Regions from separate parts of the Homo sapiens genome. Here region 1 is linked to region 2. Evidence: chromatin contacts called from ENCODE Hi-C or POLR2A ChIA-PET data. All regions are on one chromosome and are shown on one strand. Each heading gives the region's core, a stretch centred on a gene start or an enhancer-like site at or near the end of the contact. The rest is flanking DNA. Distances are from core to core; before and after follow the strand shown. Region 1 holds the start of KLRK1-AS1 (KLRK1 antisense RNA 1). Region 2 holds the start of PRH1-TAS2R14 (PRH1-TAS2R14 readthrough).

Region 1 (4,412 bases), core at 1,904-4,403, 810 kb after region 2:
CAGAGAGCTCTTGTCAGAGCTATTAGTTCTGCTTTCTAAGCAGAAGTTTTTGTAGGCAAAGACTGCACCTCTACTACTGAATCCAAAGTCACCACTGCATACCCAGCTTGGCGGACTCCGTTTAGTATGAAACTGCTTCCATTAGTAAAATATTCAATGTCCAGGTCCCTGAGGGATGTATCTGTCAAATCTCTCTGGCTTAAGAACACTTCATCTATCACATTTACACAGCAACGAAGGGGGTCTCCTGGCACTGACTCGATGAGGAGCAAGGTAGCCGGGTTTAGGGTATTCACCATCTCTAAAGTCAGTTTATTAGCTTCTTGTGCCAGTAGGGCAGTAGCAGCTAGTGCTTTAAAACAAGGAGGCCATCCAAGTGCCACAGAATCTAACTGCCTGGATAAGTGTGTCACTGGGCAATGCCATGACCTTATGGCTTGAGTTAGAATCTTTATGGCCTCCCTTTCACTTGTGGACATTCAAGAAGATAAGCTTAGTTAGTTAGATCTGGCAGTCCTAAAGCTGGGATCTGAGTCAAGGCTTCTTTGATTTTTTGAAAAGCCTTCTTCTGGTTGGCCTCCTAGAGGAGGAGTCCTTCTTTCCTCCTCTTTGTGGCTTTGTATAATGGCTTAGCCACAAGCAAGAAATTTGGGATCTAAATGCGGAAGAACTTTGCTGCCCTTAGGAACTCTGTTATTCGACGCCAGGTGGTTGGAGTAGGAAGTGCACAAACAGCCTGCTTTTGTTCACTACTAAGCCATCTTTCCTCTTGGCTTATGTAAAAGCTTAAGTACTGGACACTTTTCGAGCAGATCTGAGCTTTTTTCTGACCCTTTATATCCTGCCTTTCACAGCAGTCTTGGGTTTCTCCTGGGTGCAGTAGCCCTTGGCCAGTGGTTTTTTCATACCATGGCCTTGACCATTCTCCTTATTCTTTTGACATTTATCCTTCTAGTGTCCTTTTCTTTTGCACCATGTACATTAATCTCTCTCTAGCCTTGGCTGGCTTTCAAATTGCTGTCCAGACTAGCCTTTTCCACAACTGCATTCACACCCGCATCTATGCCTCCTTGCAAAGCCAGCCTCTCTTCCCATAAGGGCTGCTGCTTGTAAATAAGCCTTTATTAAGCCTCCAATCAGCTTTCTTCTTTGCCTCCTGGTCTCAGTTAATGTACACCTTGGTAGCCACTTTAATAAGCTGAGTAGCATTCACACCTACGGAGCTTCTAACTTCTGCAATTTATGCCTGATATCTCCTTGGGCCTGCCTTACAAATGCCGTATTTACTATTCACTGATTTTCAGCAGCCTCGGGGTTAAACAGAGTGTACAAGCAAAATGCCTATAAAACTGGCTGGTGCTTTTATCTGCACCATGGAGCACTTCTGAGATTTTTTTATATTGGTTGCCTTTTCCTTTTAACATCCTTTAGCCTTTGTAAAAGTGCTTCTCGGCACTTTTGTAGGTGCTGAAGCTGGACTGCATCGTCTGGGTCCTAGTGGGGGTCTGCTTGTCCTCTTAAGAGGCAGAAGCATAACTTGGGCATGACTTGACCTGAGACGGCCTGCCTACCTTTTTGAGCCTTTCGTTTTAACTTCCTGGAGCTCCGATTTCTCCTTCTCAGGTGAGAGTGGGAGCATGTATCTGTTTGAACTTACCTCCTTAGGGGCAATTAGCCTTGGTAAGGGGGGATAGATTGGAATATAGGTAGGAAGGATCTCTATTCCATCCTGTGATTCTTGCAAAACTGGTTTTCTCTTTCCTGAGACTCTTTTTTTTTTTTGGTCTGCATAGCTTCCAGGGCAGCTGACTTTCACTTTCACTTTTGGATCGGTGGTGCTAGAAGCCTCTGTGACTTTCCCTTTAACTCCGTAGCTGCCAGCACAGTTGGTTTATCTCGGCGTGAGCTGCGAGCATTCTACAATAAACTGCTAGGCAGGGCTGCGTACATTTAGCCATGAGTCAATATAAAGACTAGGTCTGAATGCCCTGGCTGTCCTCCGACCCTAGTCACCACCTTAAAACACACGGCCAATTTCTCTACAGTGCCTTCGGCCAGCCATCTGACACTAAAAGAGGGCTATTGTAATTCACAGTATGTCTTTAACTTTTGAACATCCAGTTTCATCCCACAATCACCTCTAAATCCTTTCTTTAAAATTTTTATCATGCACTCCAAAGGAGTTGGTTTTGACGCTTTCCCTCCCATTTCCTCCCTTGCGGCACACTCTCACTCTCACTCTCACTTTCACTCTCAGGTCCAGCAGACCCGGTCCTATTACAGGAGTTTCGGACACTGCTTAGCCAGGAAGGTGTCTTCCCCTGTCACAGCCTGCTACAGCTGCAAAGCTCGTCCTATCAGCTGTATGCAATGTCCTAGGTCTGATTTCCCCCCACACTCGCCTCAGAGCACACAGCCCGTGCTAAGGGATCTGTGCCTCCCCACGTCACTCCCTGCATTGGCCTCTCCCGAGACCATCGCTTTCACACACTTTCACACACCTTCCTTGCCCCAGGATTCCTCATTGGACGAAATGAGCCTCTCTCATGTCCCGGGTGAGTCTAGTTAGGCTCCCACTTTCACACACATACACCACTCCTACTGCAGGAGTCCTCATCGGATGGAATGAGCCTCTCTCATGACCTGGGTGAGCCTAGTTAGGCTCCCATATTCACACACATACACACACCACTCCCAGTTCCTGTCTCCAGATCCAGTGAACCACTTTCACTTTGTTAGTGGGGACATAAGCTTCATCCAAATTGGCAGGCCACTCCTGCTGCCCCCAGCCACTCTGGGTTGGATTAGTGGTCAGTCCCTGGGAGGTGATCAAGCTCCCCTTTGTCCCTATGGGACGGGCTTTCCTGCCTTGGGCCTATACTCCTTACCACAGTTCCTGAAGTGCTGGTATCGTCCTGCAGCCCCATCCTCGGTTCCATTGCGCTGCCAGGCAGGGTGCTGGGACGTGGGGAGAGCTGGTCTATATATCCGGGTGAAGCTCAGCTGTGGCACACCTTGGATGCCGGGTCTCTCCTGGCCCCGGGGACCTAGTATCGCAGGCAAAGGGGACAGTAAATCTGTCATCTCCAATCCTGATGAGCCCCCAGAAATGTATCGGGATATATAAGGAATCAGAGAGACCAAGGGATTGAGGAGGATATTTATTATTTAGGTGCACTGGTCCACTTGGATTAACATCCAAAGGACTGAGCCCCAAACAAAGAGTCAAGTTACCTTTTAAGCATTTCGTGGGTGGGGGAAGATTTGTGCAGGGGGAAGCGTATAACAGAAGCAAGAAACAAAGACAGTTATTCAATTGAGACATACATGACATCATTTCTTTTCAAGGAAAAACATGTTTTATGACTTGAGTTTATCTGTCTAGTGACCTTGCAGCTGCACAGCTAGAGAAATAGGGTCTTCATAATGCCTGGGAAAGGGAGAGATAAGGCTCACTAGCCACAGAAAACAGGCAGTTAATTTTTAAAGGACTCCGGCTCTTTCTCTTCCTCAGGGGGGAATTGGGTTTTCTTATATACAACTGAGTTTTTGCTTACACATTCTGTAATTTATTTTAATTCCTGTTCCATGCCAGCCACCTATGCTGCTGTTTTCCCCCTCCTTCCCCTTTCCCTAGGGAAGGGACTGGTGGCAGTGGGGCTATTCTTTCTTCCCCCAAGAAGAAAGGAAAGGGGGGTTCTGAATATTTTTCTTACTACTGGGAGTTTGTGTGAGGTTCAACGCCCCCCTCCCATGGGGATTCCTCACCTCTTTCTGAGGTTCAACCCGCCTCATGGGGATTTCTCACCTCTTTCTGAGGTTCAACACCCCTTCTATGGGGATTTCTCACCTATTTTTAACCTCCAAGACATCCCGACTAAGGAATAATCTACTGACCCTGCAGTTTCTCTCTCCTTGGTACGTCCTAACTAAGGAATGCTTTACCGTCCTGTGGCTTTTTTTTTTTTTTTTTTTTTAGTCCCGATCACCAAGGAAATACTTTATTGGCTCCCACAGCTTCTTCTTTCTTGGCCTGTGCACAAAGTTGTCGCCACAGTATGTGAGGATCCTTTAAGCTAGGTTGCTGGCCAGTTTCTTTTTTTTTTTTTTCTCTCTGTGTTGCTGAGAGTCTGGGTTTATTTGTCTCAATTTGTCATTCCTGAGGGCCCCTTCAATGAGGTAGGGGAGTGCACTCCCTCATGAGAGAGGACTGGAGACCACCCCTGGAGGAGAATGTATCCCCATACAGACTGCCACCAAATTGTTTGAAATGCTTGTTCCCCAGTGCCATAAAAAAATAGCACTTGAACATAGATTTATTTAGTGTGGCCATTTTTTTTTTTTACTTCCTGCAGAAAGGGTATACTCATCAGCAGTTTTGCCACGAGTGTACACCAAACAAAGGAGACAGC
Region 2 (4,451 bases), core at 275-2,774:
TAACACTTTACCCCTCTTAGTGGTTTATTAGTTAATTTTTTCCTGAAAAAAAAAATGCGTATACTACTTTTTCTGCACTTTTCTATATCAGATCTTGATTTAAAACTTTACCACTCTTGGTGATTTATTATTAGTTTTTTTAATCCGAAGAAAACATGTGTATACTCCTTTTTCTGCATTTTTCTATATCAGATCTTGATTGGCTCACCACCATTACACACACACACATCTCTTTTCTCCCATCCTCCCAGCGTTATAGAATCATTTGTTGTAAAATCAGTATTCAGTATTTACATAATTATGACTGACTTTACATGACTACTATTATTCACAGTTGAGGTATACCGTGTATACAGTGTAGTTTTTAAATTTTTATTTTTCTCAGCGTTCAAAATTATATGTTCTGTTTTCTTAATTTTGAAAAATATGCATTCACTAATTTATCCCCACACTCTTTGGAAAATGAAAGCTCTCTAGGCTGTATTCAAATACACCAGGTACTCTATCAATTTTCATTTTTTAAACTATTCTACCTGAGCTCTCCATCTTTAGCCATTTCCTGTTGACTTCATACTGTTCTCCCCTACCACTCTCCCTCTTTAATATATTACCGTTTTAGAAACTTTATGGCTACCCTGTAAGTAATAAAAATGTCTTTCCCCACTCAACAACAGACAGTACCTTTCAAGTTTCCACTTTATAAGGACATAACCCCCATTCCATTTACTTCCCCCGCCCTCCTTCAACATTCCCACTTGTATTTTCCGGCTGTATTTTTAAAACATGGTAAATAACATTTGCACTCCACTTTGTAACCATAATTAAGTATGCCCTTAAACAATAAAAACCATAAACAACATTTGTATTTTACGATTATTTAAATGTTATTCACTGAACAGCCAAGCTTTGTGCTACTATGGGATTTCGTTTTCTGCGGTTCCAAGTCTTGATCCACGTCCTGCCACAGGATCACTGAAGTAGAGCCCATTTTCTTACACTCTCGCCATTAGTTCAAAAGCTTGCAGCATTTTATGTCTGGTACTTGGAGGATGATTTTCCTGTACAGTTTTGCGTTTTTTTCACCGAAAATTTCTGATTATTATTGTTTTCTCTTGTGGGATGAAATATGTACCTTCTATATCACAGCCTTAATACCTTCAGCTTCTTATTCATTGAAATCTTGCTTACAATCCAGTCCGAGGATTCCCGGTTTACTGATTTTCTTTTTCCTGCAAATTTTAGCCTTCTGTTTTGTTTTGAAATAATGCATCCTCTGCGCTTTGTCACATTCTGAAATTCGTCAGGTGTTTTAGGATGCACACTTTCTTAGATGTTTTCGAGGGTCTTAACTGCAGTTCTGTTTCCGGAACAGCGTATTCTCTTTCTAGGGATTGTAGGCTCCCGGCCGCCCCCTGAGGAGCTCCGCTAGCAGCTAAGAGGGCAGCCACGAAGAGCGCCTGAGCACTCTCGCGAGACTGTGGGGCTCGCCATTGGCTGCTCCGCCGCGCCGCAACGGACCCTGGGAGTCGGCCATCATGCTGGCCCCGGAGGCCGTTAGCTTAGTCATGGCTCTAAATATGTACCTGCAATCGGATGTTGAGGATCACCGAGCCCGCGACGTAGAAGTACGGGAAGTTCATGCGCAGCTGCCAGGCCAGCTCGAAGAAGGCGAGCAGGGTGCGGGAGAGCCCCTTGCAGAAGACGCCGTACGAGGTGGGTGTCGCGGCGGGGCTTGAGGCCCTGACGGCCAAGGAGGACGGAGCCGCCGCGGGGGCCATGAGCCAGGTGTCGCCGCCCGCCCAGCGTCTGTAGCGAGGGTTGCCGCAGGGCCCGCGGACCTCCTAGCGACGGCTGGGACCGGCAGGACGGTAAGCAAAGCGGCTCCCGGGCTCACACCCAAGCTTGCCGCTGCCGCCGCTCGGTGCAGTGCGGCGCGTAGCCCCGGGCGCCGCTGGCGCTCCGCCCCTTCCTGTCTGCTTCTCACTGTGGCATTTACCATTTAGAGCTCAACTGATGGTAGGTGGCTCTGGAATAGGATGTGTTATATAGCATGTACGAACATCCATGCAGATAGTTCCACTTTAAAATGAAAAAATCTAAGCGAGATGTAACTTGCCGTAGGGCACAAAATTTGTAAGGGCCAAAGCTAGATTAAAACTTTAGTTTGTCTGCTGTGTTATGTGGGATGTTAGGAATCTTACCCTTTTGATTTCATAATATTAATATTAGGGCAAGATGATTCCTACGCCAATAAAAGCACAAGGTCTCTGTATTCATAATATACCATAGACATAAAAAGGATCACAATCTTAGTCTTTGGATTTTTCTATTTATTAGGAATATTTAAATTGCAAGTGACAGGAATGATAAACATTCAAGCAAAAAACTAGTGGACACACACGCGTATATACATAAGGACATACATACAAAATTATATTCCCAGCCATGTAAACCCTTAAAAAGTTCAGATTAGCTGTGGAAGCTTCAGCCATTTCTGCATGGAGATGCATCTGTGAAACCTGTGGCTAGGCTCCAAGAGCTGGAATACTACTCTGTACTTCCAAACTCTTTTTTTGTTGTTGTTTTTGAGACGGGAGTCTCGCTCTGTCGCCCAGGCTGGAGTGCAGTGGCGCGATCTCGGCTCACTGCAAGCTCCGCCTCCCGGGTTCACGCCATTCTCCTGCCTCAGCCTCCTGAGTAGCTGGGACTACAGGCGCCCGCCACCATGCCCGGCTAATTTTTTGTATTTTTTGGTAGAGATGGGGTTTCACCGTGTTAGCCAGGATGGTCTCGATCTCCTGACCTCGTGATCTGCCCGCCTCAGCCTCCCAAAGTGCTGGGATTACAGGCGTGAGCCACAGCGCCCGGCCTGTACTTCCAAACTCTTAATACCATTAGAGTAACAGCACAGTGAATCTCTAATAGCCACAATACTTTTGTTATTTAAATGGTGCACATTTCATTACCTTCACTTATCTCCCATTTTAACTAGAAAGCACTGTATTTTTTAATCGCACACACCGTCTTCATTCATGGATTATTCAAATGTGTGATTTCTGATCATGACCTTAAGGTTACAGTCTTGTTCTGAAAAGCATTGTTGAGATACCACACATCGCACCGTGCACTGCATGTCTAGCAGCTATTCAGAGCACAAGTACGGTACCCTAGAGTACCTCTGTTTCTATATAGTCTACTGATTATATGACTGGTAGAAATAACGTGCCACTGATAAATTTGTAAAAATTAATTTTGTGTTCCCAGCTAGTATTCTTTTGCTACTTTGCTGCTCCAGTACCACTCCAGCGAGGTAGCACTTAGAGGAATTACTTATGACAACTTCTAAAATACTGGTATAGAGACTGAAGAGCGATGTAAAATAAATGATCAATTCTGAGAACTGGGAGAAGATATATAGTTTCAGTTCACACATATAATTTACTCCCTTTGAAAACTGAAAGACTAATACACAGAGCCATTCAGAGTCACAGGAGTCATTACGTCCTGGATTTTTCATTTCCAAATATGTAAAGCTATGTGGACTCATTCTGTCTTCTATTCCTCTTTTGTGCCACCCTTTACGCCCTACTTGCTCCGTTTCTGGGTAACTCCATGAAAACCTTATCTTCCACCCTGAGACCGTGGGGAAAATAGCAGCCACCCACTGATAACATGGCCAGATTGAGGGCCTATTCCAATGGGACGGGAATAGGCAAAGAACAGTCACAAAGCTCCAAATCCTACTCCTTAATGCTCTAGAGCTGAAGAAAGATTTCCTTCTTTCCACCTGAGAGTGGGATAGGAGCAATAATTTAGGTGGTTGTAGTTTTTATCTGCCCCTTGATGTTTAGATTTGAATGCCTAATCCACACTTCTTTTGCTGAGGGTGATATTAGGAGAATTCATGATTAGAGTATTCATGATTGGAAATGGCTTGATTGTACAAATTAGAAAATTCATGATTGGAAATGGCTTGATTGTACAGATTAACTGCATTGACTGGCTTGGGCATTGGAAGCTTCCTTTAACTGACTTTTCATCAGGTTAGCCAGCTCCAGAATTTAACAGCTGTGTTTAATACTGCTTAATATTTTTATACTTATGTTCACACCACACCATTAACTTGTGCTAATGCCAAACTAGAAAAAAAGTACGTTTCCTTTTGGACACTGATCAGTACTCAACCCTTTGGTTTGCTATCTGCCTGATAATTTTTGGAGGTGGGGGTGGTTCACAATAGCTAATTTTTCTCAGCCATTTTTCCTTTGGATAAAGTGTAGAATTAATTATGTGAATATTATGATTCTGATGGAGTCCTTGGTTTATTAACATTCCATTGGGAAATAAATGATTTTGGAGTCGTAATCTTTCTTATTTTCTTTTTATCATGTACTGTTTTTCAGCTTTTATAGCAGATTTGATTCACTTTATGGTAAACAGCCTGCTGGGCA

The links. Hi-C counts contacts between places; a loop is a spot of excess contacts on that map. ChIA-PET counts read pairs that join two places held with the same protein, here RNA polymerase II (POLR2A). Pooled maps may share reads with other maps.
Region 1: a map of B cell shows a loop between it and region 2 (14-fold over the local background). The contact joins the promoter of KLRK1-AS1 here to the promoter of PRH1-TAS2R14 in region 2. A Hi-C loop is called at or near these places in 6 of 168 maps with a recorded cell type or tissue (B cell, CD4-positive, alpha-beta T cell, ascending aorta and 2 more), 2 of 37 single-sample maps with no recorded cell type and 19 of 50 pooled maps. POLR2A ChIA-PET finds 5 or more read pairs at or near these places in 5 of 52 experiments (CD4-positive, alpha-beta T cell, MCF 10A, activated CD4-positive, alpha-beta T cell and 2 more).

Annotation. Positions count from the first base shown.
Region 1 is chr12:10,362,510-10,366,921 of GRCh38, reverse strand. KLRK1-AS1 (KLRK1 antisense RNA 1) reads right to left here and starts at 3,153. Exons shown (of 4, transcript NR_120430.1): 1 at 2,889-3,153. RefSeq lists enhancers at 2,103-2,172, 2,633-2,682.
Region 2 is chr12:11,168,684-11,173,134 of GRCh38, reverse strand. PRH1-TAS2R14 (PRH1-TAS2R14 readthrough) reads left to right here and starts at 1,524. Exons shown (of 5, transcript NM_001316893.2): 1 at 1,524-1,713. It overlaps SMIM10L1 (small integral membrane protein 10 like 1), which reads right to left and starts at 1,941. Exons shown (of 1, transcript NM_001271592.2): 1 at 1-1,941. The coding sequence starts at 1,778. The coding sequence ends at 1,572. PRH1-PRR4 (PRH1-PRR4 readthrough) reads left to right here and starts at 1,510. Exons shown (of 10, transcript NR_037918.2): 1 at 1,510-1,713. It also overlaps a transcript of PRH1 not described here.